Linked DNA regions of Homo sapiens: all the other regions are linked to region 1. The links are chromatin loops, found by intact Hi-C in ENCODE. Cell type or tissue: Calu3. All regions are shown on one strand.

Region 1 (8,000 bases):
CCTCAAGAAACATTTGCCTGAAAGCACCCAAGATGGGAAGCAACAGTGATGCAGTGAAAAAAACACACGGGCAAATCATGGAACCTCTCTGGGCCTCAGGCTCCTCATCTAAACTTCACAGGGTTGTTATGAAGAATAAGCAGCATAATGATAGAACATGTAAAAACACTTTATTAGCTGTCATTTCTGTGGAACCCAGGGCCTAACTTTCTGACTGAAAAAGCAGGCAACAGAACAAAAATGCTTCTCTAGAGAGATAAAGTAACTGACCCCTCTCTCTTCCTTTAGAGCCCAGATTAAATGCCCCTTCCCTAGAGGGGCTTCCTGGTCACTTATTTAAAGCTCATGTCCTTTATTCTCTACTTGACCCCTCATTTGTCTTCCTCATAGCCCTATCTCAACTCCCAACAATCTAATGGAGGGGAGGGTACAAATAGTACTCCCATTTTACTCAGAAAACTGAGTCAAATAAAAGTTTAGGCCACACAGCTGGTAAGGGGTAAAGTCAGGATTTCAACGTAGCTGGTGTGGCTCCAGCGTTTTTGCTCTCAACTACCATGCAATACTATTAACATGGAATCTGAATAAAAAGTTGAAATTAACAAGAACAAAGGTAGTAATGTCTAGAGTCAGCATTCACCAAGAGGACAGGGTAGAAGGGAGGAGAAAAAAACTAAAGGAAAATGGAAGAGAATTATGAAATGTTTGTCATCTTGAAAGAAAAGGAAAAAAAAAAAAAAAAAAGGAGAGCAAGAGTTGTATGTCACTGCTGCGTGCCCAAATCTGTTATGTAAGGGCTGGCTTATGCTGGCTCCACTGCCTTGGCTTTAGGGCCTTACCTGTCAGAGGGAGCTTGATGCTGCTGCCAACCTCCTAAACTGTGTGGTGTTTTCTCCCCTCATGCCTATGCTAAGTTATTCTCCTGTCAATAATCTTTCATCTGTGTTTCTTTCAGAGGCATCTACTGCAAGTGCAAAAGAATTGTGGTGAAAGCTGCCTGATCAACAGCTATAACCTGGCAGAATTTCTCCTTCCAGCCTTACCTGAAAATTGCTTATTATGAAATACTATACCACAATGCTTCATGCTTATTCCAATCTCAGATTAAAGGCAAACTCTTTGTCCAAAACAGTACACACCCACAGGTGGGGGTGTATATGAGCAGTTTTGACAACGAACAACAAAAGTTGGACCTAAATTTTTCACTTAGCACAAGCCTAGTAATTTTATTATTGTTATTATTGGATGTAGTTGCATTGAGGATTCTCTTATTAGAGACATATCTTGGTTCAAGTAATCAATGGAATGTGTGGGGGAAACACATTTAAAAATGAATTTGGAAATGTTTCCAGGAGTGGTGGTTTTACAAGAGGACTCATCACAGATTTTTTCACAGAATCTTTCCTAATCTTTACGAAGGTTTGAGGCTCTAACTCAGTTCTCGTAATGGACTCTCTCTTGGTTGGAAAGAAGACAACCCAAAATTCCAACATTTGGTGAGTTGACAAAAGTGACATGTGGTGTCTCTTTCATTCTTGTAGCAGCTGTCTCACATGAAAGGCAGTGAATCAGAGTTCTCCGTGAGGACAGCAGGAGCTGGTCCCCCTGCCTTTAAGGTCACTCCCAGAGTCTTTCCCTACAAGTTGGCCTTGGCATCTGCAAGAGCAGCAAAAACAGAACACACAGGGGCCCTCACACCACAAACCTAAATAGTCTAAAAGTTATAAGCCAAGCTAATAAACCATTAAATAAAATAGTCTACCTTCCCATCTTGACAAATATACCTCTATGACAACAAAATTGAAAAAAGGAGTGCAGCTATGGGATTTTTTTTGATTGCTAGTCAGCAAGACATCAAAGATGACTGATATTCATTATTACTGTGTATGTCAGCAGTTCTTTTGACAGGCCAGTAATGTATAGATGAGTCATAAACACATATATAACTCATAAATATGTTTACTTCATAAAATACAATATTTCTTGTCTTCATTTTTATAAAATACTTAAGTTATTATAGTTAAGGTTTTCCCATAAATTTCCTTATATTGACAGTAATGCTAAATTAGATAATCTTTTTTGAATCATCATAGTTGTTAGATTATTTTCAGTATTTTCAATTTTGACAAACTTCTTTATGTTGAGGCAGTAACTACTGGAACTGTCAAAATTATTACAGTAAAATAAATTCAGAGATGGCCACTTTATGTATTATTTTATGTTCAAATATAACATAATCATAAATGATAAACTATATTGGCTATACAAAATGTAACAATATTTTAATTTAACCATTCCAATCGCCATCTCATTCAACTTCTGCCCTCTTTCAAAGTAATATGTAAATCCATAAAGAATTTAGTTGTTGTTTTTTCAATTTTTTCAATGCTGAGTTATAAAGAAAACCAAACACAGCAGGATGTTGCTCAATTTGTTAAAATCTTCTTTCAATAAAGACTACTGCCTGATCTACGGTGGGCAGAAGATAATGTCTACAGAAAGTGTATTCAGGGTCACATACATGTAAATCTTTCCCATTATAGAGTGCATGACATTTATTGGAAAGCTTTTGTGTGGCTTCCTAGTTTCTTTCTAGGTAGTAAAACTATTTTCTCTAAAATGTTTTGAAATATTTTTAAATCACTTATCAAATGAAGTAACTCTACTTTGATACTTCTGGGTTTTTATGAAATAAAACTTTTGTAAACATTATTAATAGCAAACAACAGTTCACATTAAATGACCATGGATACACAAATTCAAAGTTAGCTTCTGCAAAGACTATTATCAATTCTTTCTTTGTGGAACTGTTGTTATATCACATAATTGTTGTAGTATATCTTTTCTAAATTTAATCTAAACATTTTAGTAACATTTAGTTGGCATCGCCATCAGATGTCAAAAAGTAGCTTTAAGGTCAATTTCAATGTATTTCCTTGGGATGTTCCATATTTAGACAGATTCAGAAAACAAAGTACATCATCTCTGAATTGTTCCAAAGAATATCATTGCTTTGGGTGAATTGGAGGCTATACATCCTAATAACAAACACACTACATAACTTCAAATAAGCTACTTGAAAATAAACTGTATTTGAATTTCGAAGAGATTTTATGATAACATGTACTATAACTATGCTTATCTAATTTAAAAACTTTTAAAATATATTTTCTAAATGTAATTCTGGGTTTATTGATGGAGAGAAAAGAGGAATACTGCTGTTAGAAAGAGAAGAAAATACAGGTGATAACTTGACCATGAAAAATAAGCCTACAGATCACTAAGAGTTGACTTTGTTCTTACAACAAAAATACACTAAATACGTAAAATTTTAAAATTACAATTAAATTTCTTTGGGCGAGGGGCGGTGGCTCATGCCTGTAATCCCAGCACTTTGGGAGGCCCAGGCGGGTAGATTGCCTGAGGTCAGGAGTTCGAGACCAGCCTGGCCAACATGGTGAAACCCCATCTCTACTAAAATAAATAAATAAATAAGCAAGCAAGCCAGGCGTGTAATCCCAGCTACTCGGGAGGCTGAGGCAGGGGAATTGCTTGAACCAGGGAAGTGGAAGTTGCAGTGAACCGAGATCGCACCACTGCACTCCAGCCTGGGCGACAGAGCGAGACTCTGTCTCAAGGACAAAAAAAAATTATTTGGACTCAGATTCTGTCTCAGATCTCTCAGGTACAACTTCCTCTATCTCTGAGGTTTCCGTATGTGCTATCTTGAAAACCGTCAATTCCCTATAGAGATATATCAAAGAAATAGATTTCTGAAACAGCAGCACAGAACGTCCTCATTTTCTAGTTACAGTTATGAAGTAACAGAAAACAAAAAGACACCTTTATGCTTTAGTGTGAGCTCACTAATACCTAGTCCCAGGCTCAATCACCTTTTCAGCATCATCTCAAAGGCAAAAGTTTAGCTTCTCACTAAGTTCTAACGGAAAACAACACTAGAGGGCGCTGGGAGTTTGCAACTTAGGACTGTCTTCTCACCCAGGAACACAGTGTTTTGTTCTCCGAAGGATACCAACACCAATTCAATCCCTGAAAATGTCCGTTATCATCACAGTTCCAATGAATCAAGAGCGTGATCCTACAAATATGTTTTCCCTGAATACAAAAGGGGAAAGAACAAGAATCTCACTGGCTTTAGCAGTTTAATAGTGTACCATCCAATCAGGTGAAAAAGATATTAAATAAATTCCAAGGAGGGGAAAGAGGGAAGAGCAGAGCTTGTAGCTTACAGTTTCTTTCTTTCAAGTCATGTGGTAAGTGAATTTTTGGTGTGAGCGTTCATGAGAATTTCTGCCAAAAAATAAAATGGTCAAGTCTTGCATTAAGTCAGGCTGAGTTGATGTTCAATACACTAACGGCTAAAGATAGAAGTTCCCATTATAAATCACATCTCAAAATGCTAGTAATTTGCATTTAGGACAATGAACTGCAAATTCTATTCAAAAGGTAAAATTAAAATAAGACTTTCAGGTGTTGTTCTCTCCCAAATCTTTACAATCTTATGACCATTGTGGGGAAAAAATTTGTGGGGAATGTTGAAGCACATCTTACCTAGTCTCAGTGTGACCTAAGGGTTATCGTCCACACCAAAAAGGCAAAAGGCACCCTAGAGCTAGAAGTTGTCTTCCCTTTGAATGGAAGACAACTCAAACTCTAACTACACATTGTGGGAAAGCTATGATGTAGTAGCCTCTCATACTTTTGAAATGTATACATTTTTACAACGGCCCAACATCAATTTGCATATGGATTTGCAATTGCACATGCAATTGCAAAGATAGGATTTTACTGGTGATTACAACAACAACTTTTAAAACTACACTTCAGCCTGGCCAATCCAGTCTTCTCCAAGACCAGCACTACAGATCTGGCTGTTTGACATAGTGACAAGTAAAATATTACTTTTTCTATGAAGTTGTTTCATTTATATGTTTGGTCAAATCAAACTAGTCATAAATACATTTGCTGAACATAATCTATCCTAAGCCTTTTCAGTGTTTAAAATTATGGACACACTTGGAATTTTGTCATGTCACACAAGAAACATTGGCCCAGGAGGTCAAACATGGTCATAAAGTTCATAAACACGTCAATCTTCCTCCTACCACAGAGACTTTGAGTTTGCTGTTCAATCAACCCAAAGCAATCAGTCTTCTTCAAGGGGACCAGGAGTAAGTCTTCCTTTTTTTCAGGAACTGGTAGATTAAACATGGGCGCAAGACTCAAATACATACACGTTAATACACACACCTTGTCCAGATTTGGTTCCAGAATTTTTTCTGGTGCCTAAATCTGGTCACAGTGGACTTGTTTCTTCTCTTAACTGCTTTTCATACAACCCTAGGAGAGTCCCAGGTTCTGTCCTTGAATGAGACTTTCATTCCTGGCATACTAAGTCAAAATCAAAATGCACTTCCTGCAGAAACACTGTCATGAAAACAGGGGCACTTGAAGTCCCACAGTTTGTAGCTTAACTGGGTTGTTGAGGGCTGGCCTAAGAATGTAAAAAACATTTCCAACATTTTTGCTTTGGGAATGTGTAAGTTTCACTATCTGATTTTCAATGGAACATTTGAAGCAATACTTGTAAAGTGCAAAGTTTTGTAAAGGAAACAGATAAATATAAAATTACATGGAAGGTATCTTTAGCTTCAGATGCTGAAGGGACGGTGAAATTCTCTTCTAAAATAAAAGAAGGATTTTTAAGGGATTGCCACATTTTTGCAACTGAAGGCACATTGGATATTGATTTAGGTACTTCCCCACAGATGTCAATTTGGCTGAGTGGGGACATGTGGTCTGTCAGCAGAAGATTTTCAGTCCCTGAAGTAGAGGACAGAGCTCAGAAGAGAGTCCTAGAGAGGTTTTTTGTTTTGTTTGCTGTTTTTAAACAAGAAATCCTATAACAGAGATACAAAAATAAACAGATAAAATTTTTGTTTTAGAACAATGGTTTTCAAATTGTAGGTGGCTGTTCATTTGGTTTATGAAATTAAATGGGTCTTGAGACTCACATCTGTAGAATGAAATGGAATAGGGAAAAAATGGAGGGGGGCCATTGTATTTCTTACTGTTTGGGTGGTCACGATCACAAAATTTTTGAAAGAACACTGACCTAGAAGTTAACAAAAAGAGCCATGGAGTTAAAAAGTTAAAACCATTCTTAAAGTGGAATTGGCAAGTGTGAAAACTGGCGACTGTGTATTGCTTTTGGGAAAAGGAGATAGAAAATAAATTAGGAGTGTTTAAAAATTTGGGACCATTAAATAGTGCTCCAGGGTTAGAGAGGTCGTCTAGGGACTCTCTTTGTCCAGCCAGCTGTGGCTCATCCTAAATATGGCTTAAATATCACTTCCTCAGACCCACCTTGTCGCTTCTCTCCTCTGTCACCTTTTTTTTTTTAATAGAACTTATCACAATGTGTAACTATACATTTGTTTGTGTGTTTCTCTAATGTCTCTGTCTCTAGACAGCCTTTAAACTCTATGGTGACAAATTTTACTTCTGTGGTTGATTACTGCATAATACCTGGCCAGGCACTCAATTACTATTTAAAGAAAAGAGCATCAGGAGATATTGTGAAAGACTTTAAGATAGGCAAAAAAAAAAATTACTGGTGTCCTGCCTAGTATACCCTTCTAAGCTGCCAGAGCTGTTCGTTGCCTTTGAGCTGTTTTACCACCCTGTAAGTTATAGAAAACTGACAGTAATGCCAATGATTCTTATCCACAGAAATGCAAGTGAATCTTGGTGAATATGCAATGATTATTGTCATAGGAATATTAATAATTTTTTTCATCTACTAACAAATCCATCTTAGCATTCCTGGTAATATTAATTAATATATATATTTATTAATATATATCATATATAATTAATATATATTTATTTATATATCATATATAATTAATATATATTTATTAATATATCATACATAATATATTTATTAATATATATCATATATAATAATATATAATATTAGCGTATATGTGTGTGTTCTTTGACTTCTATTTAAAGCTAGTTGTAATATGTTAAAAGTTGTTCTTATTAATGAATTAATTAAAATTTTAATGAATGAGTTAAAATTTTAATTAAAGTATTAATTAAAAACTCTGACATGTTTTATATTTTATATTTATACTTTATATTTGGAGGGAAAGAGAAAGGAAAGAAAGAAAATGGAGTATTAGCTGGAAAGTCTATGTATGTGCTCATTCTCTTGGGGACTGACATTACCTGGTTGTGATTATGTTAAGAGAAAGAGGCTGGTGAAGGAAAGAAAAGGAAGGCATCAGAAACAAAGGTCATTTTATAAGGTAAACATGAGATAGCAATGTAGCCCACTTATAAAGCAGACTTTGTTTTAAACAGAGACATAAACATACATATAACATATGGGAAATAATGTGCTTATTCCATGCATTCTGTACTGGCAAGGCACATCTATTGTTGAGATCCTCAGCCTAGATAATCTGACACAGGTAGATCCAGAGAACAGTTATGATTTTTCACTGTCTACAGGCAAGCTGGTATAGGTACTACTCAATTCCCACCAAAGTCACCAATTAACAAAATGAATTATCCACTATGATGTCACTCAAACAGAACAAAGAGGAAATAATCAGGAGAGAAGTAAGTGTTACCCAGCAAAAATTAGTTGGAGGTGTGTTTACATGAATAAGGGTATCTTTCAATCAGAAAAAGTAAATCAGCAAGGCTAAAACTTGCATTTCTTAAAGATCATCAACCTGTTAATTAGAAAAGCTATGATAATTAAACTGAATTCAGGTGGTTTACTTAGAGTCAAGAATTAAGTTTATCGGGACCTCCCTTTAGCTTTATAAAATTAAGCTCCATTTACTAAATCTAGACACAGAGTTTAGGCAGGGTTTGCGTTTTGGTTCCATGGTCTAAATATTTATAATAGGTCTCCAATGAGTGTTCACATAGCTCTGGGTGATAGGTACTGATTCGATAAC
Region 2 (8,000 bases), 680 kb after region 1:
GGTACATCTGCAATGGAAAACAGTCTGACCATTCATCAAAAGGTTGAACATAGAATTACTATATGATCCAGCAGTTCTACTCATAGATATCTACCCAAGAGAAATAAAAACATATCCACATGAAATTTATACACCAATGGTTAAAGCAGCATTATTATTCATCATTGACGCAAAACAGAAACAACACAAATATCCATCAATGACGAATGGATAAAATAAAATGCGACATGTCCATACAATGGAATATTATTCAGCATCAAAAGGAATGAATTAGTAATACATGCCACAACAAGGACGAACCTTGAAAACATCACGCCAGGTGAAAGAAGCCAGTCACAAAAAAACACATAGGATAAAATTCCATTTATATTACATGTCCAGAGAAGATGAATACATAGAGACCGAAAGTAGATTAGTGGTTTCCTAGGGCTAGGGGCAGGGGTGCTGGGGAACAGGAAGAGAAAGGGGGAATGACTGCTAATGGGTAAGGATTTTTTTTTTTTCGGTGGGAGGGGGTAAAGTGATTTAAGTGTTCTAAAATTTATTGTAGTGATGGTTGTACAATATTGTGAACAGCTAAAAGTCTGAATTATCCATTTTAAATAAGTGGATTCAATGGTATGTGAATTAAATCTTAATAAAGATGATTATTTTACAAACGGTGAAAGTGAAAAGGAATCCCCAATCCAAACTGAGCATATAATTCTTCAGTGCCTTATCTGAACACATGGTATCATTGTCTAACCCATGGCTCTTTAGTTGAGAAAATGTAGACTCAAGTCTGCTGCTGGCAATGCCTGATCATGAAGGATCACATCCACACAGGCAGGGTCCCTAAGACAGGCTAGGACTCTCCGAGAGCATCCAGCCCAGTCTCTGCCTCAGAGCAAGGGCCCGACTAAGCCATCCCTGTGACCAAAGTCAGACTTTGCCACAGCTGCATCAATACCTTATGAAAGAAGAGAGGGTCTCACAATCAGGAGCAGCTCTTTGCAATACTGCGTGGTGGCTGAAGTCTGTCTCACACCTGAATATTGCAGAAGTACAATACTGTTCAGAGGCTTGCCAAATGATAGGATGTTGAGAATGAGAGGAAACAAAGAGACAAATATAAATCTGGAACTGCATGCCCAGGGACTGGAGAAGAGAGATGCTGGTGGCAGGAATAGGAAGTCCTACAGCTTTGAGCAGAAGATAAGAGCTACCGTACCTTGGAGGTAAAATCACTTTTGGATGCTGTGCGAAGGCCATTCAGGCAGTACCTCCAGCAGGCAGATAGACATGCAAGAGCACAGGAAGAGCCAAAGGGCCAGAATTCAGTTGTCATAGGATTGGGCTTCATTCATTTTTAAAAATGCATACAGTCATTCACCTACTCACTCCCTCATTGAATAAGCATTTAATAAGTTGCCACTAAGTGCAGGCATTGTGCTAGTTTTCAGGAAATGGAAATAAGGATGACAGAGGCTCCAGACTTTGAGATCTTACAGCCTCAAGATCCAAGATAGTCACTGCAGTGCTTGGATCCAGAGGGCCCCTTTGGACCTAATAACGGTAATGACACGTTCATTTATATAAGACCTCGGTGATTTCAGAGTGCTTACTAGTACATTCTGCAACCCTGACAAACAGCCAAGAATATTATCACCACCCTGTGAAGATGAAAAAGATAAAAGTCCATGGGGCTTAAGGGATTTATTTCAGGTCACTTCACGGGTAACAAAGCTGGACTCGAATCCGAGCCTTCTGACTCCTTGTCTGATGCTCTTTCTATTTGAAACCCAAAAATCAGAAAGTAGAAAAACCCAGTGCCCCAGTTTTACAGCACAGAGCTACAGACATGGTACTTGTAGGAAGTACATGAAAAGTGGCAGCACTTAACAGCATGTCCTCTCTCTGACACTGGACAAGACTATGTTGGCAGAAGCAAAAGTGACCAGATACCCGAGATGCACTTGAAAACTCAGTTCTTCTGACCCAGAATGTACCCGCTGGAGATGAGCTCAGAGGAACTGCTTGATCATTTAACAATTACCCTACAGAGACAACATCAAAAGAATCTACTATCAAACATCACAACCTGATTGTGTAGACACTGATCATTGGCTTGTCCAACTCTTTATCATCCTCCTCCTTAACTCTGTTATGGACAATGGGATATAAATGAAATCTGCTGTGAGGTTCCTAAGAAAGTTTTTGGATTTGAGGGCCTACTTCCCCTTCTCATCTTCCTCCCTTGAGTCTTGCAACCGTGAGGAAAGGCTGAGAACATCACAGTATCATTGCCCTGACATCACCCAGACACTGGGCCATTGCCAACGCCCAGGTGTCTCCACACTACCTTTCATGTGAGAAAATAAATCCCACAGTTTTAAACCACCATCAACAAGTTCTATTGCTATAGAATGAATTCTTGATTGATATAATGTATAATAGAAAGGGTGTGGATTTTGAAACCAGACATATTCAAATCCTGACTAGTTGGAAAGGAAGTTACTTCCCTAACTCTCAGCTTCCTCATCTGGAAAATGGGAACAATATAATAGCCTTTTAGCATTTCTGAGAAGCTAAAAAAAGTAATTATAAAAATGCCTAGCCTATTGTCTATCATATAATCTTACCCGTCTTCTCTTAAGAATCCTGAATTTGTTATTTACATAATTTCACCACTTCTCCCTCTCCTCTTGGATGCATTAACAATTTAAGAAACTATCAAAGATTCTTAAAAATACATTAGTGATTAAGATATATTTTAGCTCATAAATTTTTCCATCTTTTAGAAACTCATAAATTTATTTTCCTATTATGATATATAGTAAAACAAGAGCTCCTGGCAGATGTACTTTTCACCCATAATGAATATTTATTGAAGCAACAATAGTTATTAAAGCTGTACAAGCAGCTAATAAATATTTATGGAATACCTTCTCTGAGTTAGACCCCATGATAAATATGCCAAGTGCTAAAAAAGGTCATGAAAAAGACGCTATTTCTCTCTAGGGATGCTTGATTTCCAGTAGAGGGGTAAAAAAGCTTTTTTTTTTTTTTTTTTTTTAAGTATCTGTAACCAGGAAGTGGAATTAGAATAATTAAAGGCAAAAATCCCATTATAAGTTTTAAATGAGTTAGGTATCCATGTAAAACAGCATTTTTCATTCAGACAATTTATCATATATGTATTCAAGTAACTTAACTCCAAATCCAGTTACAGAAATTCAGAGTAAGGGTTTGCTTTGCTTTCATTTACAGGAGGAAACTTTGCATTTCTCATTTTGCCAGCATCAGAGCGTAATGGTTCAGAGTGTAGCCTCCGGTACCAGATTGCCTGAGTTCAAATCCCACCTCCAATTCTTAAAAGCTCAAGCGTCCTTAGCTGAGTCATTTAGCCTCTGTGCACCACAGATTCCCCAACTGGGATAATTATGGCACATGCTCCATGGGGTCTTTATAAGAATTAAATGACTTTAGAACCGTGGCCAACCCCCTTCAGCACTATATACAGTCAGCTGTTATTATTTAGCTATTTTTAAGGATGAACTGCAGTTTATACTTATTTCTAAACAGCATCAGATACTTGAGGATTTGTTTTTCTTCTGTGCTCCATAAAAGTATGGCCAGTAGCTTTCCAAAAGTTTGAAGCCTTAGTATTTTCCTTTCCTGGTTGGTCCAGTGATCTTCTTGCCATAGGTCCCTAGAGTCTGACAAGTTAAGCAGGAGCAGCTGGCAGAGTGATGAGGCTGGAGGTGGTACTTGAGAAAAGCTGAAACTCCTAGGGTGTGGATGCCTTTGTGTGTCCCACGGGAGCTGGCTCTGCACAGGGGCACATGTGGCCTTCCTCTTGTCCCTGCCCCGAGGAAGGTGAGCTCCAGGGTCACCTGCTCTCCATCTGTTCTCAAACCCCTGGCGCCTCCAGGTCTCTTCACCTCTCCTCTCCAGGGTGCCTTTGCCACACCTGCCTCAAGATGACCGCGGCCCTAAAACCATTGTTAAGCAGAAGCTCCATCCCCCGGCCCCTGCACTCCAGCCCATCACCATGGCCAGGGAAAGACTGCACACAACCCCAGGGCCTAGTCTGTCCTCTCAAACTAGGAAGGGCTGACTTACAAACGTGAATATAGGAAATTATATGTGACACCAGCCTGGATCACATGGTGAAACCTCGTCTCTACTAAAAATACAAAAATTAGCTGGGTGTGGTGGTGTGTGCCTGTAATCCCAGCTACTTAGGAGGCTGAGCAGGAGAATCACTTGAGCCCGGGAGGCGGAGATTGCAGTGAGCCGATATCCCGCCATTGCACTCCAGCCTGGGCGACGTGAGTGAGACTCCATCTCAAATAAAGAAACAAAACAAGAAAAAAAAACTATATATAGCTTTTGGTCATTCTGCCATGAGATGAGAGAAAATAGTAAAAGCCAATTTAAAAAGATAGTCTGTCCTAATTTCAAGTCAAAGATGTAAAACGGCAATATTACTGGATTCACAAACAGAATCAGATCTTCTGATTAAGATCCAGAAGACAACCTTTTGAGTCATGTATCTCTGCGTGGTATCTCCTGACCAGCAGACACTGTTGGGGAAATTCTTTTTTCAAAGTGGAAACTTGGAAAACCATTATTTAATTTATGCAATTTAATTATAAAATTTAAAGAAAAAAAAAAGGCTGCCTATGTTGTGTGTTACTGCCCCCCGGTGTCCACTGCTGTTATTGACACGTGTATTTTATTTGAAAAGAACAGCACCCTGGTGGTGCTTTCTTGACTTCTCTTTCACTTTTAGTAAAAATTGCTTGCGTTGCTCACTGTTCAGTGAATTCTCACTGTCTTCCTGGGTCGAAAATGTGGTATTCAGAATAGTGAGCCTAAAAATTAAGGCAACAGCGAAACACCTGGAACACAACAAACTTGAGAGTAAGGATTGGGTAATCCGAGGGGTTGCTTTGAGTATTCAGCCCTGTGTTGAATATTTCAAAATGGATACTAATTGGAAAAAAGAAAGTCCCCCTAATTCCCAGTGAAAACTACTCAGGCAAATTTCTAAAACAAAGGCTTAATTGTCCTCCTCTGGCTACATTGCTCTTGGCTATTTCTTAGCATTTTCTGCTCTGGGGGTTGACAGAGGCAATTAACCACCAGTCCATCAGTTGGTCACTAGTTAACATGTCTGGTGAGAGATCTGATGGGGTAGAGAATGTATTCTATTCACCAAAAGCACGTACTTCAAGTAAAAAATAACAGGTAGATCTCAATGGTATTTAGGTATTTCCTTAGATTCCTGTAAATCCTGTGTCAATTTTTGTCACCAGTTGCTGCCCAAAGGTCCAGGTTAGGTTTAGAAGTATCTTCCTCACTTTTCAGCACATGTCACATCAGCTAAGCTGAGTCACCAAGTACACTCAACAAACCAATATCTTTCTTTACTCCTGTAAGGCCTCAAGGCTCTATAATGAATATAAGAGAAATCTGTGGCCGGGTGCAGTGGCTCACACCTGTAATCCCAGTACTTTGGGAGGCTGAGGCAGGTGGATCACGATGTCAGGAGTTCGAGACCAACCTGGCCAACACAGTGAAACCCCCTCTCTACTAAAAATACAAAAAAATTGGCCCGGCGTGGTGGCGGGTGCCTGTAATCCCAGCTGCTTAGGAGGCTGAGGCAGGAGAATCACTTGAACCTGGGAGGTGGAGCTTGCAGTGAACCGAGATGGCGCCACTGCACTCCTGCCCAGGAGACAGCGCAAGACTCCGTCTCAAAATAAAAAAAAACTGTGTCTGTGTTTATGAATGAGTGCAAATTTGTTATCATTAGATGTGTAAACACTCTATTTGTTCTAAATTAAATTGAAGCTTTTCTGAACCCCAGTCCTGTGGGGCTGGTGAGGCTTTCAATCAGGCTTACTATTGGGGTTTCCAATGACCCAACCCTCACCCTAATTTCAGAACTGACTGAGGGTCTGAGGGGTCTTATAAAGAACAGAACGTTCAGGAAATTCCTTCTGGCCTTTGACCCACATCTGTGGTCATGGACATGCTGTGAAAATAGATAAGGAAACTGAGTCCTAAAGTCATTAGATAATTTGCTTTGAATTTCACAGCAAATCCTTAGTGGGATCATTATGGAAAGGTGGGTCTTCTGAGCTTTCATGGATTATCACAGTTTAAAAATCCATATAATTTTATTAATCTCCTTGGAGCTGTAATTCACAATTTACAGTATTGTTTGGTGATACTCCTCACTTCACCCTTCCTTCTTTTCCCCCAAATAATAATAATGCCTGTCATTTATTCAACTGTGCTAAGTGCTTTCCATTCATAAACCCTATGAGAAATATTATACCCACTTTTCAGATGAGATTCAGAGAGGTTAAGTAGCAACCTGGCCAAGAAGAAAGAAGCAGCAAATAAGAGGCTGAATTAGACCTGAACTTGAGTTTGTCTGGCTCTAAAGCCTATGTACTTAACTACCATACTATATTGCTTTTTCTAATAAAATTAGGAGAAAGAAGGAAGGAATATGTGACATACTTTTTAAAGACCAAATCGAATCAAAATATTGTTTTACTTACTATGGGAGAATTTTAGACACGACGATGTTATGGAACCACTGGTTAGAGTTCCCACATTAGCTTGTTTTTTTCAACGACTTGCTGATATAGTACATAAAATTCATCTCCCAAAACTCCAGGATAAAATTATCGTAGATGCATGATGGTAACTTAGATTATTGCAAGCCTTTTTGCAATTAAAGTGTAATAATAATTTAGCCTTCTCTGAGTTCATGTCCTTTGCTGGGACATGGATGAAGCTGGAAACCATCACTCTCAGCAAACTTACATAGGAACAGAAAACCAAACACCACATATTCTCACTCCTAAGTGGGAGGTGAACAATGAGAACACAAGGACGCAGGGAGGGAAACATCACACGCCGGGGCCTATAGCGGGGTAGGGGGCAAGGGGAGGGATAGCATTAGGATAAATACCTGATGCATGCGGGGCTTAAAACCTAGATGATGATGAGTTGATAGGTGCAGCAAACCACCACGGCACATGTATATGTGTTTGGTACACACAGGTAACAAACCTGTATATTCTGCACATGTATCCCAGAACTTAAAATAAATTTTTTAAAAAAAGAAAAAATAATAGTAATTTAGCATTCTCCTGAGGCAGTACAGGAGTGTGTATCACTGATCTCATCCTAGGACAACATTTGCCTAAATGTACCTCTTCCATTTATCATCATTTTTTTAAAGAATGAAGATAATCTCCAGATTCTTATGACTGTCTTTGATATTCTAAGAAAAAAAAATTGAATAAAATGTCATAACCCTTTAGGAGACAATTAAGAAAACAAATATAAAAGAAACAGATACTTAAAAAAAAAGTCTACAAAGAGTGAGGAAAACAGCATTCATTTGTAATTCCAAATTCAAAGAGAATTTTTGAGAAGCCCAGAACTTTAAAATGGAAATATCTTTTATTCAAGCCTGCCATCTTGAGGTCAATTAGAGAAATACTTAGTCTTGTTGAGAATCTATACTATTAAAAAAGAGCATGATATTTTGAATAAAAGTTTAAAAAATAAAAATAAGAACAACAACACTAAGCCAAAAACAGGATTTCTTCTCAGAAAACATAAATCTAAAACTCCCCACTGTCAGCCTGTTAAGGGTCATCATGGATTTGATTGAATCATGGCTTTGCCAATGCCAAAGAGCACTATAAATACACCTGGAGTTGTGTTATTACACGTGGCATTGAGAGAGAACACACTTCATGGGACATCTCACTAAGAATGTGTCAGAAAGGACTTACTACAGCATTCAAGGCTTAAGGAAGTAGGGCTTTGCTCTGGATTTTTTAATGTACAGAGCATTTGTTACCATGAATGAACCAATGCTGATGTATTTTTATTAACCAACATCCATAGTTTATTCAGATTTCCTTATTTTTACCGAATATCCTTCTTCTGTTGCAGAATCTTACCCAGATACCATATTACAT
Region 3 (8,000 bases), 400 kb after region 1:
AGAAGTGCTCTTGATAGGAGAGGAGGTAATTTGATTTATCCTCTGTGGTGAATTGAGGCATAGCCCATGGTTTATAAAGTGAGGCATCCCCAAACTTCATCTTAGTGAAAAAGGACTTTTTTTTTAAGTCTTCTCAGAATTCTTATGGGAATTCTAACAACCATCAGGAGGTGCTTGAGAACCAGCAAAGGCAAAAACAAAATCTTTGGGTCTTTACTCAGTGGACAATGCATAAGCATGAATTATACCTCTGGTATATTACTAAGCCCTGAAACATTACAGAATGTAAGCAAAACTTGATCCTCAAGTAGTCTCGAGTGGAAGACATAGATTCATATTATTATACATAGAAAAAGCTTAAAGGAGTCCCTGACACATAGAAATCCCTTAATAACAGCTTTAGTTATTAGCTTCTGCACTATAATAGACGCACATGATATTTTGTTTTGTTTTTAGATTCAGAGGGTAAAGGCAGGTTTGTTACATGGGTGTATTGCAAGATGCTGAGGTTTGGGCTTCTAATGATCCTGTTGCTGTTGCCCAAGTAGTAAATGAGGTATCCATTAGGTAGTTCTTCAACCCTTGCCTGCCTCCCTCTTCCTTTTCAGAATACCCAGTGCCTATTGTTCCCATCTCTGTGTCCCTGCATACCGAGTATTTAGCTCCCACTCACAAGTAGGAAAATACAGTATCTATTTCTGTTCTGCCTTAATTTGCTTAGGATAATGGCATGTGAAGTTTTAGAAACTGCTATGACCTCATAGAGAGGAAATGACATGGGGAAGTGGTATAAGATCTTACAGAGGAGGTGCTTTGAGCTGAGCATTGGAGGATCTGTAAGGAGTTTCCTAGGGAAAAAAGAAAGAGCATTCCAAACAGAAGCAACAGCACAGAGAAGAGCAAAGCCTTGAATTCACATTGGTACTAAAGGAATCCTGAGGGTGTATATTGTCCATAGAACAGAGGGTTGAAAGATGGGATGGGAGAAGATGCAAATTTAAAAGGCAATTGGGCCCAGATGATGAAGGACTTTAATGTTCAGGCTTTATTCTGTACACAATAGGGGCAAAATTTTGGAGAAGAACAGTGATGTTATCAAACCTACGATTTCAAAAGATCACAACAGGAGTTTCTAAAAAAGAAGGACTGGGTAAGACAGGTGGCGGGTGCAGGGACTGCAATTAGGAGGCTCTTGTGGAAATAAGGAAGATAGGAGGAGGGGACCCAAAACAGGCAGGGAGCAGCAGAGAAGGTGAGAGACTCAGGAACACTGAAGGACAAGCTTTTCCTTTTTTTTTTCTTTTTTCTTTTGGAGACAGTGTCTCGCTCTGTCACCCAGGCTGGAGTACAGTGGCATGATCTCGGCTCACTGCAACCTCTGCCTCCCAGGTTCAAGCAATTTTCCTGCCTCAGCCTCCCAAGTAGCTGGGACTACAGGTGCATGCCACCACGCCCGGCTAATTTTTTGTATTTTTAGTAGAGACGGGGTTTCACCGTGTTGCCCAGGCTGGTCTTGAACTCCTGAGCTCGGGAAATCTGCCTTCCTCAGCCTCCTAAAGTTCTAGGATTACAGACGTGAGCCACCATGCCTGGCCAGGACAGGCTTTTTCATTATGAATTGCTGCACAAATATTCTTCCCAAAGTATTGGGCATAATTTTTAATGAGGTTCATGTCTATACATTGGGAGTTCTTTTTGATAAAAGAAGTAACTAGATTATTTTTTAATTTTTATTTTTAGATGGAGTCTCGCTCTGTTGCCCAGGCTGGAGTGCAGTGGTGCCATCTCGACTCACTGCAACCTCCGCCTCCCGGATTCAAGCGATTCTCCTGCCTCAGCTTCCCGAATAGCTGGGATGACAGGCACATGCCACCATGCCCAGCTAATTTTTGTATTTTTAGCAGAGACGGGGTTTCACTATGTTGGCCAGGCTGGTCTCGATCTCCTGACCTCATGATCCACCCACCTCAGCTTCCCAAAGTGCTGGGATTACAGGCGTGAGCCACCGCGCCTGGCTATGACTGGATCTTATGCTCTTTTCCTACTGGCTCCATTGCCGGGGGGAGGCGAGCCTGTTTTTTCTTTGCAGGCGCCACTGGGTGCAGCTCACTGAATTACAGGCACAGGACTCAAAAGTATTATAATCAGTCCTGATCAAGGGATTTGGCCAACCTGCACTAATAACAAATGCCACACTGAGGTTTCATTGCACTTTATCAGAAAGGATAGAACATGTTCTTTTCTGTGTTACAGAGATGAACATTAAAAAGGTGGTTTGCTTCAGCTAACAAAATGAAATGCTGCTGTTCCAGATAAAAAAAAAGCAGGCAGCAGGGCATGAGAGAAAACAGAGGACACTGAAGGTATGGGCAGGTCGCTCATGTGTGTGTAATGCCCGCAGATCATCCAGACCTGACTGACAGATAGCTGTCAATCAAGAGCAATGAAGGACATCTCCATTCTGCAGTCCTATTGTCTGAAATCAGAGATCCTCATTGCTAACGACAACATAAACAATAGTTGTTTGTTACTACGTTTGCTGTTAGGGTGCAGAAGAGCTTAAGATGGATGAATGGTTTGGCCTCTGTTTAAATTGCATCCTCAGAAAAAAAGAAAAAGAAAAAAATGGAGACTCTGGATTTGGCAACTCTCTTTCTCTCACACACACTATATAATCCACTGAAAATCTTGGCAACTCTAAGATCTTTCCAATGCAGCCTAATCTGACCACTGTGTGCCACTCCACTACTGCTACTGTGTTCCAACCAGCAGTGCCTCTGGCCTGGCCCCCACACTGGCCTCCCAGCTGGCCAGTCGTTCACTGCTGACCACCCCCTCTCACAGTCAGCAGGGTATTCTTTTAAAGAAGTAAATCAGATCAAGCCACTCCCCTGCTCAAAGTCTTCCCATGGCTTCCCATCACATCGAGAAGAAAATCCCAGTCTTTAAGGGGACCCTCCAGCCCTTCGTCATCCACTCCTACTTCTCCCATCTCGTCTCCCACCATGCCCCTCACACCCCTGGCTCCAGCTCCCGGGGCCTCTCTGGAATCTCTCAAACTTGCCAGGCACTCTCCTGCCTTGGGCCTTTGCTCTTGCTGAATCCTCTGTCTGGAACGTTCTTTCCTCTATGGCACATACCTAAAACAGCACCCTCCCCATCCCTCTAACCCCTTACTGTGTCTTATTTTTTTCCACAGTTTTCCTGTTGTTTTATGATACATTTGTTTATTTGGTTGTTTGTCTCCAGATTTCCTGGCATTTTATTATACATGTGTTTAGTTAACTGTTTGTCTCCTTCCCTGGAAGGTAAGTTCCATGAAGTGAAAGATTTAATCTGCTTCATTTAGCTGTTGCGACCCAGTGCCTAGAATAATGCCATGCAGGTAGCAGCTTCTCAAGTGTTTATCAAATGCATGTAAGATTGAATGAATGAGTGAATGATACACTGTCCTTATTTCCTAAACCAGACCAATTCTCCCTCCAGTCCTGAAATAACACCCACTTTTGCCCACACAACATCCTAGGCCAACCTGGCCTAAGTGATTTCCCACAAAGTGGGGAAATGAAACAGTGTTTGAACAAGTGAAAAAATTCGTACATTTTTAAGACACCAGATGATGCTCTTCGGACCACTTCAGCTATTCTCAAGAACTCAGCAGCTGCAGCCACTCTGCCTAAGGAGGAGAACTTAAAGAGTACATCATTTGAGTAATAAACTTCAGAGGATTCTGAACGTTTGCCATAACTCTGAATGACCTCAGAATACTCCACGGATACATTACATTATACAAAGTATAACTTCAAATAACTAATACATGATTTCAATCTTTTGATGAAAAAAACTCAAATTTCTAAAATAACTATTGCATTATTTCAATCTTTTGATTAAAAAACTAAAAATCAGAACTTCTTTCGGAGAAAATAAAAATAAAAGCCAGCTTAATGCTACAGGAATCAAACTACAGCTAAAGGGCATTCTAGCCAAAGGTCACAGCGCCCTCTACTGGCTATTGATAGCTAACAAACCATGGGGAAAAATTCACGGAGGAAGCCGCTTTATATTCAAATCCATTCACGGGATTATTAAAAAATATTTTAGTCCCTGCAAAGAAAATGAGCTGTGGCTATAAAAGAGGGAAAGATTCAGTCCCTGTTTTCAAGGGGGTTGAAGACTAGTACGAGGAAGAGAAATTTGGAATTACAGTAGAGTAGGACAAATGATGCCATCTAGAACACCAGGTGGGCATTTCGTCCAGCATGCAGGGGTGTGGGGCAGTGCCTGAGCTGAGGACTGAAAAAGGGTAGGAGTGAGCCATGTGAACGGAGGGGTGTGTAGATGGGCAGTGACGTTCCAGGCAATGGGGCCACAGATGGAGAGGCATGGAAGTGAGAAAGAACCTCAGGAATTGAAAGTTGTGACAATTACTTTTGGTTGCCCACTCACCAACCGTCCCCTGACTTCTTTTTCCCTCTGGTCTGCCTTCCTGTTGGTGGCTGAATGTGCCAGGTACTGACTTTCCTGACTGCTTTCATGGCTAGAAATAGCCCTGTGAACAAATTCTGGACAATGAGATATAAGGGAACATTTGCCAGAGGGATGGCTGAGATAGAATTTCTTTGATGATAAAAGAGGAGACACCCATGGAGACGACACATCATGTCAATCTGCCTGTCAAAGTTGTCGTGAAAAGAGGTGATCCTTGTTGCTGTTGCAGCCTTCCGGTGAACATGAATGGCAGCATCACTAACACTGTGAGGCCGGCAGTCCTTGGTGACATTACAGAGCTGCTGAACCACCCACCTCTGGGACCACCTATTTCTGTCCTTGTTGTTATGAAAGAAAAAATAACCCTTATGGCTTAAATCACTCCCAGTTATGTATTCTGTTATTTTTAGCTAAAGCATACTCATTGATATGCTCACATTCTCTGATGTGAGGAACCAGTGCAAGGTTTAAGCAAGGATGTAACACAATGAAATTTGCATTTCCGAAAGATCAGGCTGAAAACAAGCAGAGAATGAATTGAAAGAGAGCAAGACAAGAGGGAAGAAGACCAAGTAGGATATCTATAATGGTATAAGCGAGGATGGGGGAGAAAGGCAGAGATTAGGGTCTGACCTAAGAATAAAACAAAAGGGAGAGATCTAAAAAATAATTAGAAAGTTGAATGGACAGAGTTTGGTCATTCGTGTGAGAACTAGAAGATGAGATGAAGGGAGGAGTCAAGAATGAATCCAAAGTTTGGGGCTTAAATAATGAGGTAGGTAGATGGGTCACTTCTTGATATTCACAATTGAGGAGGAGAATTAGATTTAGGACACAATGGAAATGATGAATTCTGTTTACACACTGAATTTAAAGAAGCTGAATTTCATATATGAAAATCAGAGAATCTGGACTTAAGAGAAAGATTTTCAACATATTAATGTGTACATGGTAATTGAAGTTATGGAAGTCGACCTGGTCACTCTTTGGGGAACATATATACAGAGAAGGAGACAAGAAAAGGGTGTGGAGAGAGGCCCTCACAATGACCAATACCCACAGACAGACAGAAAGGAAAGCTACACAGAGACAAGAGACTATAAAACAGCAGAGGGAGAAAGCAAAGAATGAAGCGTCTCCAATGGCAAAGTAACAAAGTTTCCAGATGGAAACTTCCCACTTCAGTGAAACAGGGTCAGGAAACCACACTTTGGTGCCTTTAACCAGGACAGTTCTGTGGACTGCTGAGTACAGAAGCAGAAGCCAGTTAAGTTGGAGAGATGAAATGGATATGAGCAGTAGATGCTTCGTTCAAGAAGATGGCTATGCAAGGGAGGAGAAAGATTGAGGGACAGTTAGGGAACGCATGGTGAAGGTATCATTTCAAGATGTGGGACATTTGAATGTATTTACATATTGAAGAGGAAAACCAGCAGAGGAAGTGGGTCAGAGAGAGGGGAGACAGGTGATAATTGATGACATAAGATCCCTGAGGTTTCAGGAGGGAGTTGTAGGCACAAGCCTTGCAAACAAATTCAGATCACAGTTCTTTCCAAAGCCACTTAATTCCAACTCTTGGGTGGAAAATTCGATCCCACTCAATACTGGGGTTCTCCTACGAAGGGTCATAGCATACCATCAAAACATCTGGATGAGCACTCCAGTTGTTAACCACAGTGATTACCACAGAGATGCTCACTCTTTCAGTCTACAGGGCCCATCTGCTTTGGAGATACTGGGAGCCCATAGGCCTGGGAGCAACTATCACAGGATTTATCATATACACAACCCAGCATCTCCCAGGGTACTGCCACTGAGTCCACAATACAGGTTAGAATTCCCCTTCCCCCTCCACCTCCAGCCTCCTCCTCATATGCAGAAAATCATTATATTCATACTTATGGTGGCCTATCTGTGTCATTTTTTGGACCCAAATATGCTCCCTCTCCCCCCATAAAAGAAAAGGTAAAAGAAGAAGGTGAGGTGAAGGTCAAAGTTTTGTGTTCCCCCAGAGATAAAATCTTATAACCAAACTCCTTAATAAAAACATCATATGGATATATTTTCTCATGCTTGTACTAGTAAGAGGGACTTTGAAACATGGTATTGTCACCACTTAAGATTTGCATTGAACATGAGCCAGAAAATGATACATCATACTATCTCAGTTTCTGACTATCAGCTGGATTTGGTGGCTCCATATTCATAAGACCCAAATATGCAACTGTAATTTGATGTTCTCACCCAAAAGCCAATCATCTCTGTGTGTCAGATGTTCTTTCTGGAGATGCCACTGCTTATCTTCAGGTGGGAAGAATAAAGTGAATCAATTTTGGAAAGCAAAGTCAGCAAACTTCTTCAGATGTGTGGACAAGGGCCACTCATGTCTTCATGCATTTAAACAAATGCTGGGTACAAGGCAAGCAAAAATTCCCCCAGCTAAAGACCCAGACCATGTAGCAGACCTGCATCATAAAATGCATAAAATGCCATATTTTTAAGAGAAAAGGGGGAGGTGGTGGAGTTAAGTCATTTATAAAGAGGAGTCTTGCTCTTTATACAACTTGAACAGCCTCCAGCAATGTCCAGGGAAGGGGGAGTTTGACTAGTGGAAAGGTGCATTCCAGACCTCCTGGTAGGAATGGCCCCATGGCAGAAAACATTGCATCTGGCTATCAGTGCATGGTGAAACTGAACATTACAATTAACAACTGGCTGTAAGCACACAGACTCAAATTTAGCTTTCTGCAGAGTTCACCTGCACAAAGAACACACAGATTGGATGATACAGCCTTTCAGCCTCTGTGATAGCTTCCCCACCAGCTGGCATCCCACACTGCTTGGGTGAATGTTTAACCTTCGTTAAATAAATAGATCCTTGCTGCTAGCCCTCCTGAGGCCTATTACATAGGGCTGCCCATGTGAGAAACAGCTTGCTCACACAAATCAGTGCCTCAAATTTGAAGCATCTGGCCCAGTGATTCCAATTTTAGGCTTATATTTGAAAGCACAGTTTGATTTCTCTGTTCACTTAGCATATCTCACATGATCGGCAGTTTCATAGGCCCATCAGTAGACCTCAGTGTCAGCTCCTCTGAAGAGGAACAGCCTGTGTGTTTGAGAAGCCCCCAAGGACCTTCCAAAGATAATAGGGGAGGGGGCACGTCATAAAAGTACTTAAACACACCTTGCAATTTTTCTGAAAATCTGTAGGGCCTTTTCATGGAATTAGTACCAGTCATCGCTTACATATTACTTATGTTAATTGTAGCTGAATAACTTCTCGTTCTTGCTCATTCCGAAAATAAAATAACACCCTAGCACCTAGGCTGTGGTCTTTAAATTCTACCTCCTACTCAACAGAAACAAGACTCCTTGAAGAAATGGCCAATTCCAGTTCTGGGGTAAGAAATCTACCAGAGGAGCCTGGTATTTCTCACCTCACCAGAAAGCAAGGAAGTTTGGAGTGACACCTAGGGTTGTATTCAAAGTACTTGGAATTCAACTTGAAT

The links. A loop is a pair of places that touch in the nucleus more often than their neighbours do. Peaks named below come from ENCODE experiments on the same cell type or tissue, not always from the same donor. Only the 100,000 strongest peaks of a DNase experiment are listed, where the experiment ranks them.
Region 2: it touches region 1 in a loop (21-fold over the local background); 59 of 110 quality-filtered maps call a loop at or near these places.
Region 3: a loop joins it to region 1, with 12 times the contacts of the local background. A loop is called at or near these places in 93 of 110 quality-filtered maps.

What each region holds. Positions count from the first base shown.
Region 1 is chr9:18,209,393-18,217,392 of GRCh38, reverse strand. It overlaps a transcript of ADAMTSL1 not described here. Among named protein-coding and RNA genes, the nearest start is that of ADAMTSL1, 260 kb to the left of the region's middle. In Calu3, no CTCF peak of the experiment used is centred here; a DNase peak (open chromatin) is centred at 3,972.
Region 2 is chr9:17,528,536-17,536,535 of GRCh38, reverse strand. It overlaps a transcript of CNTLN not described here. Among named protein-coding and RNA genes, the nearest start is that of SH3GL2, 47 kb to the left of the region's middle. In Calu3, a CTCF peak has its summit at 4,678 (motif pointing left); a DNase peak (open chromatin) is centred at 4,695.
Region 3 is chr9:17,807,192-17,815,191 of GRCh38, reverse strand. No RefSeq gene overlaps it. Among named protein-coding and RNA genes, the nearest start is that of SH3GL2, 230 kb to the right of the region's middle. In Calu3, a CTCF peak has its summit at 4,006 (motif pointing left); a DNase peak (open chromatin) is centred at 4,011.